Regions from separate parts of the Homo sapiens genome. Here region 1 is linked to region 2. The links are chromatin loops, found by intact Hi-C in ENCODE. Cell type or tissue: MCF 10A. All regions are shown on one strand. Links, peaks and the distances in the headings refer to the core of each region. The heading gives the core; the rest is flanking DNA. Region 1 overlaps KLHL9 (kelch like family member 9). Region 2 overlaps DMRTA1 (DMRT like family A1).

The links. Peaks named below come from ENCODE experiments on the same cell type or tissue, not always from the same donor. Only the 100,000 strongest peaks of a DNase experiment are listed, where the experiment ranks them.
Region 1: a loop joins it to region 2, with 6 times the contacts of the local background. A loop is called at or near these places in 3 of 110 quality-filtered maps.

The regions. Positions count from the first base shown.
Region 1 is chr9:21,323,229-21,331,731 of GRCh38, forward strand. KLHL9 (kelch like family member 9) reads right to left here. Exons shown (of 1, transcript NM_018847.4): 1 at 6,437-8,503. The region is part of intron 2 of LOC107987053 (a long non-coding RNA gene); the gene reads left to right. Among named protein-coding and RNA genes, the nearest start is that of KLHL9, 7.9 kb to the right of the region's middle. In MCF 10A, for the core only: a CTCF peak has its summit at 3,479 (motif pointing right); no DNase peak of the experiment used is centred there.
Region 2 is chr9:22,448,661-22,457,163 of GRCh38, forward strand. DMRTA1 (DMRT like family A1) reads left to right here. Exons shown (of 2, transcript NM_022160.3): 2 at 2,404-7,080. The coding sequence ends at 3,251. Among named protein-coding and RNA genes, the nearest start is that of DMRTA1, 6.1 kb to the left of the region's middle. In MCF 10A, for the core only: a CTCF peak has its summit at 3,944 (motif pointing left); no DNase peak of the experiment used is centred there.

The DNA of each region.
Region 1 (8,503 bases), core at 287-8,286, 1.1 Mb before region 2:
AGGGCGCATGCAGGAGCAAACAGTGAAGAAGGTTTAGAACTATGTAGAAGTAGAAGGGAGGGAGGGAGAAAGCAGAAGTTAGAATAGGAAGCAGGTGTTGTATTGTAAAAGGCATTGCAAGCAATTATGGGATTATGAGTCACAGAAATGATCATTAGAAATATTGAGATGTTTTAAGCAGTGAATTGATGTCACCAAATACATATTAGAAAAGCTCTTACAGCTGCCCTTTGAAAACTAGGTTGGGATTTGCTTGCACATACTGGTTAGAAAGGTGGGAAGTGGACCCATTAGGACATAGTTATTGTACCCAACGAGATAGGTAATAGGTTTGGAAGGTATTTATTACGTTGTAGTAAAGAGTAAAGCTGAATGTAAGACTGATGACTAAACAGAGGTGTTAAGATGTGGTGCCTGCTGAATTTTTGGGATGCCATAGAAACAAGCTCTAGACTAAGCCTCCAGATAAAAATATCAAAAATTAAACCAGAGAACTGTCCAGATATAAAAACCCACTGTTGATGATGCTGCTCTAGTAAGAACTAGAAGGAACTTCCATTCTCTAATGCCATTTCTTTTCCTAAAACCTGAACTTCCCACTATAGAAAGCCACCAACTCAGCCAATAAATACAGAAACACCACGTAGAGCCTATATCTTCTTGTGGACACATTAGGATCAAAAGCTCATGCAGGTGCTCCAGATCGGCAAGTCTTTCTTTGTTCCCATGTCCTATCTACAAGGGAGGCTTGAAATTTACATTATGTTGCCTGCATTGGTGATCTGGTTTTCCATTGATGCATAATTAATCAAAAACTCAGTGGTTTAAAACAACACACATTTATTACCTAAAAGTTTTTGTGAATCAATAATTCAAGAGCAGCTTCGGTGGGCTTAGAATCGCTCATGAGTTGCAGTCAAGATGCCAGCTGGGGCTGCAGTTGTCTGAAGGTTCTGTTTGGGCTGGCGGATCTGTTTCTAACATGGGTCACTCACACGGCCACTGACAGGAAGTCTTAGCTCTTCATCACAGTCACATGGGCATCTCCATGGAGCTATGTGGTATGTGCTCACAACATGGCAGCTGGCTTGTACTAGAGGAAGTGATAGAAGAGAGATAAACATGGAGGAAGTACACAATTTTTTATGACCTAGTCTATAATTTAAACACCATTGTTTCATTGTATTCATTAGATGGGAATCACTAAATCCAACACATAGTCAAAAGGAGGAAAGAAACGAGCATGAGAAAATTTGTGAATATATTTTAAAACAACCACAACTAGAATTCATAATGTGAGTATCCCTTAATGTAGAAAGGGTGTTTTACAGATGATAAGTAGGCATGGTTATGACAGATGATGAAACTACAGATATCAAAAGGAAAGTGACTTTGGATTTGGGGGCTGAGTTTCAATGGATCTCCTTGATCTCCTATAGGCATTCCCAAATGGTAGCCATGAACCTCTTGCAAGTGGCTAGACTATCTACTAAGTAAGTGGTAAGGGTGAATGGGAAGTGTAGATATTGCAGCCCAAGAAGTGAACAAAGTAGACATACCAATGGAATCCATAACTTATTCCCCTTGCAGGATAAAGTATAGCTAGTCCAGGGCATGGGAGAGATTATTAATGGAGAGCCAGCCTTGAAAATTAAAAATTGTTTTTCTGGCTGGGGGCGGTGGCTCACGCCTGTAATCCCAGCACTTTTGGGAGGCCCAGGCAGGCGGATCATCTGAGGTCAGGAGTTCGAGACCAGCCTGGCTAACATGGTGAAACTCCGTCTCTACTAAAAATACAAAAATTAGCCAGGGGTGGTGGCAGGCGCCTGTAATGCCAGTTACTCCGGAGGCTGAGGCAGGAGAATCGCTTGAACTGGGGAGGCGGAGATTGCAGTGAGCCAGGATCACACCACTACACTCCAGCCTGGGTGACAAGAGTGAAACTCTATCTCAAAAAACAAACAATAACAACAACAACAAAAAACAAAATCAAAACAAAAACTCTTTTTCCTTAATCTTTGAGTTAATTGATGTCTTCAAGTATGTGTATATACATATATGAAAGGTTTTGTGAAATCTGTGATTTTCTTATCTGGAGAAAGATGGAGAGAGTAATAAAAAATTGAAGTAAACACTGCTTAGTATGAAGAAATAAACATTACACTGACTCACATTAGGTTTTTATACTGAGTATGTTTTGGTTCATGATTTGACATGAATTAGAAATAAGTTTTAATGGATCACTAATTCCTGGCTGGAAGAATGTTTTGACTTCTAAGTGATAAAGTATACTCCCTAAGTAAGATAAAGCTGTTTGAATCAGTAGAAGTTAGACCTGCCTCCCATCCCCACCACATACAAACATGTACTCTGTTGACTGGCACTTGGGTGAAATGAGGCAAAAAATGATAAACTTCCATTATAAGAGATTGTAAGGCTGTATTGTAATAGTCTTTTGGAAGATGGACCAGTAAAGAGCTAGACATACTCTTTGGACTTACAATTGGAGAAGGGGCTCTAGACAACGAAACTTCTGAAGTTTGGGTTACTTAGTTGCTGTCAACAGCTTTATACACATCTTGTTCTAAGATTGCACGAAATCTAATCTTGCTCCTTCAGTTCTATGTAGAAAAGATATGTGCACTCTTGATATCCTTCAGGAGGCACTATTAAGAGATCACTTGTTGTTATACACATCCATCTTGAGGGAAAAAATGCTTGGTGTAAGAGAATATTTTGTTCTGAGACAATAACATGGAGAATGAGGAAATGGGTAGTTGATGCCATTCTTACTGTTCACATAGTCAAGAAATAGACTTTCTTTGAGCCCATGGGTGGCACTAAGAAAAATCTGGATCAGCTGGTCCAAAAGCTGTTTTACATCAAACACATGTATATGCTTATGCATATGTGTGTCTGGCTGGCCGGGTGAAAATTATGTGGCTATAGCAGTCATGATTTGATCCTCATACCCAAATGAGCAAACCAATATAAAAATTTCTTAAATATTATGAGGTTGTCATATTTACTTATAACCAGATATAATGCATATTACGTCCTTTCTGCTGTGGAAAAGATTTACTCTATACATGTCTTTGTGATGAGGCTGTCTGCTAAAAACTAAAAATAAAAATGGTATGGGGAATCCACTCAAAGGAAAAAGCAAGTATTGGGTATGAATGCTTAGAATCCAGATGAAATGTTGCAGATTTTAAAATTAAATGTATATGAATTTATAAATAAAATAAAGGTCATAGCTATTTAAATCTGTATTTTTAAGTAATATAAAAAATAATTCTTCTCTTTGATCTACCGTACCCCAAAAATTACCAAAAGTTTTTAATATTCACTTATGTAATTTATATAAGCTGCCAACTTTGAACTTTCACATGTGCTATAAAAATTTCTGGGTTTTGTTATTACTGTTGTTTTGATAAAGGAGATATATTTTCTGTAATCTAGCTAAACAAAGACTTTTAATTTTAACCAGTAGATGGCAGAATAACATTAGCCCCTGGAAAGCAGTTGCTCTGAGACTGTTACAGAGGAACGACCTATTCTGTGTACTAGTGCATTTGGCTCAGGTACACAATTCAACAGTTATGTGTTCAGTCATCCTTAATGAATATCTAAGTCTTTTATTCTAATCATCATCCAGCCATTCAAATATATGCTCAACAATTGAATACTAGAGGATGCAGATAAAGTATCAAAATTAAGGTGGGAAGAATCTTTAAAAATCCATTTAAAAGTATTTTAATGGAAGGTCTAATGTGGTCCTATTAGGAAGCAAATAATAGTATCATGCTGAGATGACTATTTCTGGCCTATTTTCTGTCACTTATTAATTCTAGAAATATACTTACTGTCCAAAAGGTATGAAACTTGAAAGATCATTTTACTACTTTTGCCAAATTGCATTCTAAACTGTAAACCAATTGACAATGCACTCAGCAATATGTAAGAGTCCTTTCTAACCCAACAGTTGAAAACAATTAAAAAACAGACTCTTTTTCAGTATTTGACATGAGAAAAATTAAATTATCATCTCAATAAATTTGACTAAATAAATGAAGAAATGGGTAGTTAATGACACACTGATCACACAGCGAAGAAATAGCCTTTCTTTCAGCCCATGGATGGTACTAAGAAAAATTTGGATCAGCTGGTACAGAAATCATTTGTAATGAAGATACACAACCCTAATTTTTTAAGACTCCTAATTAATGAGGAACTTCGTGAACAAGATCAAGGATATTTCCTTGTAACAAAGGAATCCTAAAACTAGAATTACCCCTATTAAAATTACGCATAAGACACAATTCCTCGGTCACTACTATAATTTTGCTGGAAGTATGAACCATGCTTTAATGTTTCACATTAAACTAATAATATGAAATTGGCTTTTATAATATGCAGATAATGGTTAGTTAAGGTGAAAATATGAGAATTGACCCAAAAAACTGAAGAATCAATGAGAGTCGGTAGACAGAAAACCATTATGCTAAAACCACATATTTCCTACTTCTACCAAGAGTTCAGAATATAACATAACGAAATCCCATTCAAAGCAGAAATACACAAACACACACACACACACACGTATATATCAAAGACAACTTAACTTGAAAAAAGATCATTGGAAGTGAAGAAAAATACTCTAAATTGATTGACTATAAGATTTTATGATTTTTTTTAAAGCATAAAAATTCAGCAAGGAAATGAAGATATTCAAAAAGTGGTTATGGAAAAATTAGGTAATTTGAAAAATACATTAGATTTTATGCCAAAAGTTTGGTAGAAAGTTGTATCAATAATAACAACATAAAATACTGGGATAATTATGCCACCTAATGATAAAAAAATTATTCAAGAAAGCATTAAAATGACAAAAAAACTAATTGTGCTACGTTACAAAGGAAAAACACTTGATTTCTTTGCTCACAGAACACAAGTGGGCAAATACTTGCTGTAAATAGAGAATAAAGATTAATCTTAATATAGCCAGTTGCAGTGGCTCACACCTGTAATTCTAGCCCTTTGGGAGGCTGAAATAGGAGGATCACTGGAGACCAGGAGTTCAAGAACAGCCTGGTCAACATAGCGAGACCCCATCTCAAAAAAAAATGAATGATTAATCTCAATATAAAAAGGTAAGTTTATTAATTTTAAGGAAAATCTCATTCTCATTTTAACTAGAAAGAAAAGCTACTTGAACAGGAGACAAGCAGTAAATGCCACCCTAACATGTCAAGAACTAGTAATCACAAAGCTATAGAGCTATAGTATCAAGAACAAGTAATACCACATCAGTACTATATAACAACCACCACCACCACCACACACACACACACCCCAAATTAAAAAAAACAAAAATATCACCGAAAGGTCAACATACAAAAAAGACGAACATACTTGATCATATTAAATTGAATAAAAAAGTAGAGTATAAAAAAGTATTTATAGCAAATAGGACAATTAAAGCAAAAGACAGGAGCAAATGATTTATGAAAAATACACATGCTCAATAAACAAGAAATTATAACTAGTAATTAAAGATATGTAAATCCAAACAGTGAAATAACTAGAACTGCAAAGATTTCCTTTGAAATAGTTACTGAACACAGTTCTGCTAAAAATGCATATGGTATAATCCTGGAAATATTTTTTAAGACCCTAAAAAAGCTAACACTACATGATTCCGATTTTACTTAGCATTTATCATAGGGTAGTAGCTATGGGCAAAGTTTTATGTAAGAATATTACATCTTGCTTTATTATGGTGAAAATTTATGGTAGACATTTAAATATCTACACATAAGGAAATGGAATAATTTGGCATGTTCATGGAATGAAATATTGTATAGACGCTGAACACTTTCAAAGAACAATAGCCTGAAAATCATTAAGCTGAAGCAAAAGTCAAAAATTATAAAATCCCAACTTTGTTAGTAACAACTATCATTCACTGCTTTTGTGCATATCTTATGCTAATCGCTTTATATTATTTCCTTACAAATCTGATATAAATAGAATTATTAATGATCACACCCAACCTGATAGATGTATGACAAAGCTGAAGTTTTAGAGAGTTAAACTTACCCCACAATCTTTCGGCAGTTGTTTATAATCGGTTGAGCTGGGGATGGCACATTTATGTAGTTTTAAAATGTCCTGTAGGAGCTTACTGCCTTTATAGTGAGAACAAAATAATTTTGATTACAAAAATCTGAACATGAGTGAAATGTGTTTGCTTTGCAGGCCAACTACATAAATATTACTGTAAGCAAGTGGGAAAGAAATTTAAGTCTGGATTTATCTGAATAAAAATGGAATCTGTTTTTCTAAATACATGTGCATTTGATAATTAGAAAAAAACACCTTATGATTTTTTAATATATACAGCTTTTTAAAAAATAAGAGAAAGTCATGATAATAGGAGTCTTTGGAAGGTGGATTTATTTTCATTATCCAGCTTTTAGCCTAAGGTCTGGCATACTTGAAAAATATTTGACAAATGCCTGCACATATGTACGTATATATATATATATAATATACTATTAATAGAAATTATCTTCAACATGTGGAATCACTGATAAATTAGTTTGCTTTTATTTTCCTGTACGTTCTATAATAGACATATCAAAAAAGCTAACAAATGTTAATTTTTGAATACTTTCCGAAAAACTAAAACAAGAAATGTTAACATAATGCTTTATGTGCTTTTAGTTTTTATCCTCTAAATATTTTTCCAGTCTGAACTTTCTTTAAAAAATTACCAGCTTATGAAAATAAATCTCTTTCCATTTAATCATTTCAACCACCTAAAATTTCTCTCTATAAGAAACTCCAGGTTTAATGAGCAGTACAGATTGAATATCCCTTATCTGAAATGCTTGGGACCAGAAGTGTTTTGGATTTTGGAATATTTGCATGTACATGACGTATCCTGGGGGAGGGACCCAAGTCTAAACAATATTACTTAAAACTTCGGTTATATTTCACGTTTCAGACACGTAGTCTGAAGGTAATTATAATAGTCTTAATAATGTTGTGCATGAAACAAGTCTTCACTGTGTTTTGAGTGTAACCTGTCACATGAGCTCTGGTGTGGAATTTTCTACTTGTGGCATCCTGTTGGCCCTCAAAAAGTTTTAAATTTTGGAGCAATTTGGATTTTTGGATTAGGGCTGCTCAACCTGTATTAGCATAGCATTAGTCAGCTACCTGTATGATTACCAAGAGAACTGTCAACTGCAGAATACGGGAAAGTAAAAAAATGAGAGGCAGGGTGGGTGAAGCTGGAGGTGGGGGATGTAGATAGAGCAGTTTACCTAGTAAAGCAATACTTATTTCAATAGGAAGCACCAGGTTCAGACATAAGATGTAATAAAAAGTACTTTTTTTCAATAAAAGGAAAAGCCTGTACAAAATAGAGGCAGGGCAGTATCACCTTGATATGTCAGAATAAGCACTGAAATACTACATAAAAAATAAACCATATCAAAATTATCCCCTAACCCCATCTCTACTAAAAATACAAAATTAGCCGGGCTTGGTGGTACATGCCTGTAATCCCAGCTAATCGGGAGGCTGAGGTGGGAGAATCGCCTGAACATGAGAGGCAGAGGTTTCAGTGAGCACACATCGTGCCATTGCACTCCAGACTGCACAACAGTGAGACCCTGTCTCAAAAAAAAAAAAAGACAAATTTGATCTCAAAAATTAACTGAACAGCGTTGCCTTTGTAAAACTACAACAGATTGAGGGAAGAAATAAATGCAAGCAAATGCAAGTTAAATTACATTTATTATATAAAGAGATCCTATAACTTGATACGAAAAACAAAGCAACTCCAACAGATAACAGAAGGGCAAAAGGACAGGAACATCTGATCAAAGAAACACAGCTACCGATAGCACACAAATATTCAACCTCATTAATAATCAAAGGATTAGGATGCACTTCTTGCTTATTCAATAAAGTTAATAATTTCTAATTTTTCTACTTTTCAAATGTACTCAAATGTGCTATTTTTAGTAATAAAAAACTGAGTAATTAAAAAAACATAGAAAGTATGAAAATTTCTGCCAATGCAGAAATCATAAACAGCATTAAAATGAATCAACACTTGTATGGGCAGTAAGGTTCAGACCCCTAGAAGCCAATTCATTTTGCCTTGGTTCCTGAGTTTTATTATGGGATTGTCAATAAGGAGAAAGTTGTTCCTGATTTACATGCTGACAATCTTCCAGGTATAGGGGGTTGTGTGTGTGTATTACACACACACACAATGTATATATAAATTTTTTTTCTTCAGGTAGACAATTATTCCAGGAAAGTACCTCTTCAGAATCACTCATTACAGAGAATTCCTGTAACTCCATTTGCTGATAAAAGTCCCATTAAAAATTACCATGTGGTTCTCAACCAATAGGGATACCTTTGGCATTGAAGAGGCTGAGGGTTGATTTTAGTACTGCTTGTAAGACCATAGTGTTCC
Region 2 (8,503 bases), core at 338-8,337:
TTGTATGATAGCTATACAGTAAACTATTAATTAGAAACCTTCCTTGAATTATGAAAATTGCAGATCTCAACAGATTTTTTCGCTCAATGGCTGCTTGAAGTTCTACTCACACAGTACATTCGAAAAATTCTGTGAATTGAAATGAGGCATTCAGTTCAGAGTGAATTTTGTGTTTGCATGTGTCAACTTTTGCACATATTCTAATTTATTTGAGTAGGCAAAACAGACTTTCTACAATTCCCATGAAAGATGAAGGTGCTAAAGAGCACAGTTATTAAGTAAAAGTGCTATGAAAGAGAAGTAAAAGTGAGAATTCCTGAAACTACACCGATAGTGAAATGGCTGACATCTCCCTGTGAGACACTGATTTATGTGATTTCTAGTTGGTACCAAAGTGTTCTGTTTTATAGAGCTAATTATTTTACTTTGTTCTTTGCCTCAGATGATGCCCCCTCCCCCATAAGAAGCAAGCTAATGTTTGAAAGGTTACTTCAATAGCTTTCTAAATTGACTGGTTCTCTTACACAATAGCCATGAACTGTGGTAAAATAGTCTATTTAATTTACTCATTCATTAGACAAAGACTAACAGTGATTTAGAAGTGAACAAGTTTTTCCTACACAGAAGAACCTTATATTCAAAAGAAGGCAGACTATATGTATCCAAAAACTACAATGCAAGGCTTAATATACAATGATAAATGCAATAGAAGTAAAGCAAGCTGTAGGACTTGAGAAGACAGAGAGACGATATAAGTGGTATTATATTTTAAAGACACCATATTTTCTAAATAATCTTATGCAAATTGGTATTTCATTACATATATTGTACTGTGAGTAAAATATAACAAGACATTATTTTATGATTTCATGCATAAATTGCTATAGAGATGAAATGTTGATAATTGACATGTTCGGGGGCATGCTCATTCATATTTACAAGTAAAGTGGAATGGAGGACTAATGCTAATCTATTTCCACTTGGCAAATTTCATTAGAAAAGTATTATTGTGTTATTTAAAGTTGAAAATCCTATAGAGTGTTTGCAATTTTTGCAGTAGTGACATTCTTTTTTTCATATGCTTATGGGAACAGCATATAGGAACAGCATTTTGAACTTCAAAATGCTAAATTGTATACACTTTAATTTTAAAATAAACTATAGCTATTTCTTTAGAATTTAGAACTGAATTCTTCTTAAGAAAACTGGAGAAAACTGGAGTATTGCAAATCATATTTACAAATCACTGTCTTAGGCAATATTTGTTTTGTGACATTCATAAACTTGGTAGAAAAAGGAAGTTGGACAGAATTACTCTGCACACTCCACTTAACAGTTTACTCTTACCTATATATCTCTAGGGTAATAGAAAATGTAAACCAAAGTAAAAGTTACATAGTAAATATGGCTATTTTAATTTTTGTGGTGTTAACCTAGTAAAGGGTATTAACATATTCTTGTTTGATTAATATGCTCAACATGTTGAGATAGAAAAACCAGAACTTTGTGTAAAAGTACTTTTGGAAAATTGCCCCTAACATTGGAGGAGGGCTGTGATTTAAAGCAAATGCCTAATATGTTGTTTTTAAAAGACAATTTGAGGATTTGTGTAGATTGCAATAGGACAGTTTATAATTTTCTTTTACAAACAATTTGCTTTTAAAGTCTGTTATTGATATTTCTTAAGGATTGAAAAAGAAAGTACATTTCATAGAGGATTATGAAAAATACCGTCTGTGTCATCTCTCATAAAATGAAATATGCAAGCTCTAGTATGATTTGGGATTGACATAGCAATAGTACTTATTGGTTTAAATCTGAAATGAAATGAACAGTTTTTTTTTACATTATTCAAGTAAATTAATTATAACCTGAAATATGAGATAAAAAACCAATTGTTAAAATTTAGCATTAGTGATTAAATAGAATATTCATTTTCAAACTAAGATTATTCCTTTTATTCCTTATTCATTTTATTCAGTTCTCTTTCCATAGTGTCATTCTGAAAAAATATCACTTAGATAACAACAAAACTTAGGTGACATTTAGGAAGATCCCACACAACCAAGATAGAACAGACAGTGTGCCATATTGGTGTTATGCAGACAATTTGGGGTAACAATACACTCTCATCTTCTGATTCCTAAATATAATTGCATTTTAATATTGCATACCTTTGTGATTCTGAGATGATATAATAGTATACTTTTCACTATTCCAGCACCTGCATTTCTGAATAATCTTTTAAATTTGAGTTATTCATTAAAATGTCTTGGAGTGTATAAATATTACTAATTAATAGGAGTGAATTAATTATATTATCCAGCATTATTTTTGAGTGAGCAGTACCACATTCTGGGAAGTCTTCCCTGTATTTGATTTTTTTTTCCCCCTCTTCTCCAGAACAAAAAGAGAGTAAATGTGAGTCATGCCAGAATGGACAAGAAGAACTGATCTCCAAATCCCATCAGCTTTACCTAGGATCATCTTCTAGGTCTAATGGTGTCATTGGGAAACAAAGTATCGGGTCATCTATTTCAGAATACTCCAACAAGCCTGATAGTATCCTGTCTCCTCATCCTGGAGAGCAATCAGGAGGTGAAGAGAGTCCCAGGTCCTTATCATCCTCTGATCTGGAATCAGGAAATGAAAGTGAATGGGTCAAAGACTTGACTGCGACCAAGGCAAGCCTTCCGACAGTGTCCTCAAGACCAAGAGATCCTCTTGATATCCTTACTAAGATTTTCCCAAATTACAGGCGCAGCCGGCTAGAAGGCATTCTACGGTTCTGCAAAGGGGATGTGGTCCAAGCCATTGAACAGGTTTTAAATGGCAAAGAACACAAGCCAGACAACAGGAACCTAGCAAACTCAGAAGAACTGGAAAACACAGCCTTTCAGAGAGCTTCAAGTTTTAGTCTTGCTGGAATTGGTTTTGGAACTCTAGGTAATAAATCAGCTTTCTCTCCTCTTCAAACTACTTCTGCTTCTTATGGAGGTGATTCAAGTCTCTACGGCGTAAATCCTAGAGTAGGTATCAGTCCATTAAGGCTGGCATATTCTTCTGCAGGAAGAGGGTTATCTGGTTTTATGTCACCCTACCTAACACCTGGGTTAGTACCAACCTTACCTTTTCGGCCAGCTTTGGATTATGCCTTTTCAGGGATGATTAGAGATTCTTCCTACCTTTCCAGTAAAGACTCAATAACTTGTGGCAGACTGTACTTCAGACCAAATCAGGACAATCCGTAATGTATATGCCCATTCTCTCTTTCTGGAGTTTTTCCAGCATACAATACATGCACGTGCACACACATACACACACATCCATTAATATACTTCAGTAAGTATGTGAGTGGATTATGAGGTCTTAAAATGCTGGGTTTTTTTTTTTTCAAGCAATATAATAGGTCTTAGATCTGAAAACTCTTCATTAGGATTTATCAAGTGAAAGAAGTAAATCTGAACATTATATGTGCCTTGAATAAAGCTATTTCAGGAAATATTTAATGAATTTTCTCCCTAAATTATCATTTGTAAACATTTTTATTTTAAAACTAGTTTTTATTTTATTGAAAAGTGGAATTTTTAGTGATAAAATACATTTGTAAGTGTAAAGCAATACAGCATAATAGAATAGAATATAAACCGAAAGGAAGAACTGAACAATTAAGGCAATTCTAAATAATTACCATTTCAAAACTGTTTCTTCTATTCCTGGTTCATAGGAAAGAAAAAAGTTATTCAAAGTATTTTTAAAGCATTTGATTTGCAGATGGGTGATTCGTAATAAATAAAACATTTGAGCATTTTGAATTTATATTTCCTGAGTATTTTATTTTTCAATCTTAGCTTCCATGAGTGAAAACAAGTGCCATTAAAAAACATTTCTCTTTAAAGTTGACACTGTGTCTATGAAGTAAATTTTAGGAAATAAGACTGCGCCATCTCCTGGCCACTATCGCCAATTGCAACTGAGCTCTGTAGAGTATATGAATTAGAAACATTGATTCCGGAGAATAACCATTTTTTTTTCAAATAGTCATTTTGGATTATACTACATTAAAATTTCCATACTGTAAAGTGCACATCTACTGTGGATGAGAGTTGCAGTCTTTAAGTGTGCTTATGTCTGTATCTGGGGAAATATCCTTAAAAGTTTGGGACAAGAATATATGGCAGCCATTCTCAAAGGTAAGAATAATTTTATTCAGAAAACTAAAATAGCTGCTCAAATAAATATTTATTAACTGCAGATAGTTGATGCTTAATGCACTGAGGAGAGATATAAGATTTCCAAAGGGGAAAAACTGCCATGAAGTTTCAGAGGTATTCTTGCAATTTTAAAAATAATTTTTGTCCTCCCTCTGGCGCATTTGAAAACTATTTATTTCAGTCAGTGGAAAGTCCCTGAGGAAACTGCTTACAAAACAGTTTCTAGGACATTTTCTTTGTATGTCATCATTTTTCTTTTTTGAAGGACAGTAGCTTCATTGTTATTATTAGGAATAAATGGAAGCCCACTGGTGGTAAAAGATAGTTGATGAATTAGAGATTGTTTAAACTATTTAAGCAGCATGACTCACTAAAGATTTTTTAAATTATATGTATATACGTATGTGTGTATGCATCTATATGCACATATATAAGTCTATGTAGACATACATTAAACCCCTATAGGTTATATTATCATGGAGGCGTTTTTCATGAAGCCAGTAAGAATGTATTTCCAAGGAATATTTTGCCAGCAAATGTGATATTAAATTACTTCAGAGTATCTGATGCTGATTTAGGATGTAAATGTGTTTATTAGGTTATGCATTAATTTTAATGGTGTGAATATAAGAAAGCAGATCTTGAAAAATTTCGATGTACTCAATATTCATTTATTATAAAAAAGTTTTATATTCTAAGCCTAAACCGTAGTACAATGTCTAGCAAGTAGTTGAAATTCAATTCATATATACTGAGTAAGAAACTCTTATATATAATAGATCTCTTTGAGACTCTGATAAAACTGAAGAACTCTACAAAATGGCGTACAGACACACAGTTTTGCATACAATTTCACTGGGTTCTTGAATCTCCTAAATGGTATTCAGGTTAGATTCCTTGGTGATTCTTCAGTTGTTTCTATTGCATTAATCCACTTATTGAATGCTATTTTTCTGAAAAGTGCTAGATCCTGTAGAGGATACTGAATGTAAAATATTGTGCTCTAAAGGAAGTTACATTATACAATAGAGATATGGTTTAAAAAAAAATCCTAGAGTTACTGCATTATGTATGTGGTTTTATAATGATGTGCTTGTATCTGAGAAACTGAATTGCTTTTGACCTTGGGAGAACATCCATTTTGGGCAGTATTCGAATTTATAAAATAGTTTTATAATCATAAAACTTAATTTATATAATGCCTTACACATTCCATACTCTTTATAATAATTTAAGGACTTAATCTTATCAAATAGGTCATTTGTCTAACAACTCAGTAGTATATGAGGAAATTGGGGCTCAGCAGTAGGGTTTTTTCTCCCTAAGGTTAGTAATATGAGTCATCTGCAGTGGAATTACTGTGCTCACTTCAGCAATTTCAGACTCCAATGTCTGAGGAAGGATTCATGTCTGTTTTTTTCATTCATGGCCTTGAACAGTGTCTGATATAGGTTCTCAACCTATACACTAGATTTCCACTGACTGAAAAAAAATAAAAGCAAGTATTAGCTTAATAATTTCTTCATTCAACACCTATTTAATATTTTTAATAATCTATTTGTGCCATGCACTGTGTTAGACACAAGAGATAAAGAAATGATTAAGATACAAGACTTTGCCTCAAGTTGCTCACGGTCTATATTGTGTGTACAAAAACAACCAATCAACCAATGTTGGTATTATTTGACAGTGTTGGTACATCAATGAGTTCTTTGTAATCTTGATATTTATATCCATGGATGCTGCTTGAAGCCTGAACTCCTAAGCCACTAATTAGTGGTGGGAAGAAAGAGGGGGTAAATGCTTTAAGAGCTAGCATATAACAAAAATGAATTGGGTTTATTCTGTATCATATAGAGGGCCTAAGAGGCAAACATTTCATAGAGTATTCAGAAGAACATAAGGAATGACTTTTTTCACAGTTAACAGCTGTCCAAGAGTGTAGTGGCTGCCTCGTATGATAAAGCATCTGGAACTCATTGAAAAATGCATGTAGAAAATACCAATCAGAGCCTGATTGATGGGATTTTTAATTACTGCTTTAATATTGGGACTGAATCATTTTGTAGCTCATTAGAAACATGGAAAGTATTTGTTAAATAAATAAGTCATGGAATTTCAATTCTAAGGCCATGAAAATTAAAACACCCTACCATTATTTATCAATAAAACACAGTGCAGTTTTGCTCATCAGAATTTTGCCTATGTGATAGCCTCCTGAGAGTAGGCAGAAAAGAAAGACATAGAACGCAGTGCGTGACTTACAAGGGAATAAAACTGACAGAGGTTAGTGTAAGGTATATAGGCATGAGTGGGGCTTAAAGAGGATATGGGAGAACACTGAAGACAAATATTAGTACAATTCCTATAAGGTAAATACCAATATGTCTTTCTAGAAGAAGCAATTGTTTTGGAATTGAGGAAACCTAGAATGGATTTATCTATATGACTTGGACAGGTTACTTATACTCTTTGGACATTTATTTCTTCTCAGCAAAACAAGGGTAATAATATTTAACTTGCAAGATTCGTGGAGATAAAAGCTTAAATAAACGGCAGAGTACAGTAATGCTTATATACGGGATGCTAAATAAATAACTCTCACTGTTATTACTTTGTATTAAGATATTATCTTTGCCCCCTCGTGGCAGTCTCTCAACAAAGAGTACTGTAATTGCATTTAATCCACTTAGTGGATGTGGAGCCCAAAGGGCAGCCATCACTAGAGCAGCGTACAGGCTTAGTTCCAGACTTCGTGTTTGGTTGTTCATTTCATAGGCGAGCCACGTGTTTTGTAACATATTCTCGTATATGTTATTTGGATTATTTTCAGGGCTTTCTGAAGAAAATAAACATCGAAATCATAGTTTGTGTTTATGCTACATTTATTGGGGTTGTCAGGAAAACAGAGTCCATGTAATATGTGGAAATAAGGGAGTTATAGAAATTTAACCTAACATAAACAAAGGAGGAGCTTGAAAATGAATGTCTGGAAGAGGGAAATTGGCAGATAAGAGAAAGATTCACTCATCTACTTGAAGCACTGGTGTGGGCTGACAAGTGGGAACTGAAGCTCTGTGAAGTCCAGCATGTCCAATCACTCAAATGGTTCCCAGCCAGGGGTTCTGAAGGGGGGCTATGGGAAACCAGTGCCTCTGTGTAGGTTCTAGCTCTGTTGGTCTGTGAGCAAACACCTGGTGGTGAACCTGTGCCACCATGGGTCAGTGAGGTCAGAAGGCAGGAAGACAAGCTAGATGTGGAGTAAGGAAAAGTGAAGACAGCCTGGAAATCACTGGGTATCTAACCTTAATGACTTGTGTTTCACTTCTACCTTAACAATCTCACCATAATTCCTTTTTCTGGGCCAATCTCACTTTGAACAATACAGGAAAGGGAATTCTGAGAAATGTAATTTGCAGTCAGCCAAACTGATAGTGTAGTCTAGTACAGTGTACTCCTTGTCAACACGGCTTTCAGAGCAAAAACAAAATCATTCTTTTACCTGCAGTTGATATAACCATATTTCGTACAACAAAAACACACTAGCCCACTCCCCAAAAGGGAACACACAAAGTGACTTACCTATCTGTGGGTTATGCTCATTTCTGTTGTACTCAGTCAAACCCTCCTTTGAATATCCTATAGCTTTAATCCTGAGATATAGGTAACTACTATTAATAAATCTTTTGTTAGACTAGGAGAAAGGGGAAACACACACACACACAAATACACTTACTTTGAAGCAATAAATACATTGATAAATATTTTTTATCTACTAGAGCCCTCATGTTCAGTCATGGGATCATAACTGGTCATAAGACCACAGATGTTATTTATAACTGCCTTCTTCCACTAGGCAATTCATATTTTCTCTGCTCCCTGAAAGTGTCTCAGTTAATTGTGGTTCCTTACTTGATAGAGTGACCCAAATCCTGGTTCGTGAAGCATCTCTACCATTATAGCCCTGCCTCTATTAGGTTGTTGTAGCTTTTCATGAACTTTTACCACAAAATATTGAAAGTCTAAGTGATGCTCTGGAGGATCTTCTGAATACTGGGAATGCTACCCCTGCCTCTTTCCTGTTGTTTCAGTGTCTGAGGTGCCCCAAATAGCCAGTGGTAGTTGCGAATTCCAGTACAATGTTGTATTCTGTCATGAATTTCTTCTTTGGGAAGTAAGTTCTCTGAACCTGAAAGGTCAAAATTTGTAGAGAATCTGAACAAAAATATTACCAGTGGATCATTAGGATTAATGTGAAAGGAGTCATTCTCATATCTACCCTATGATTC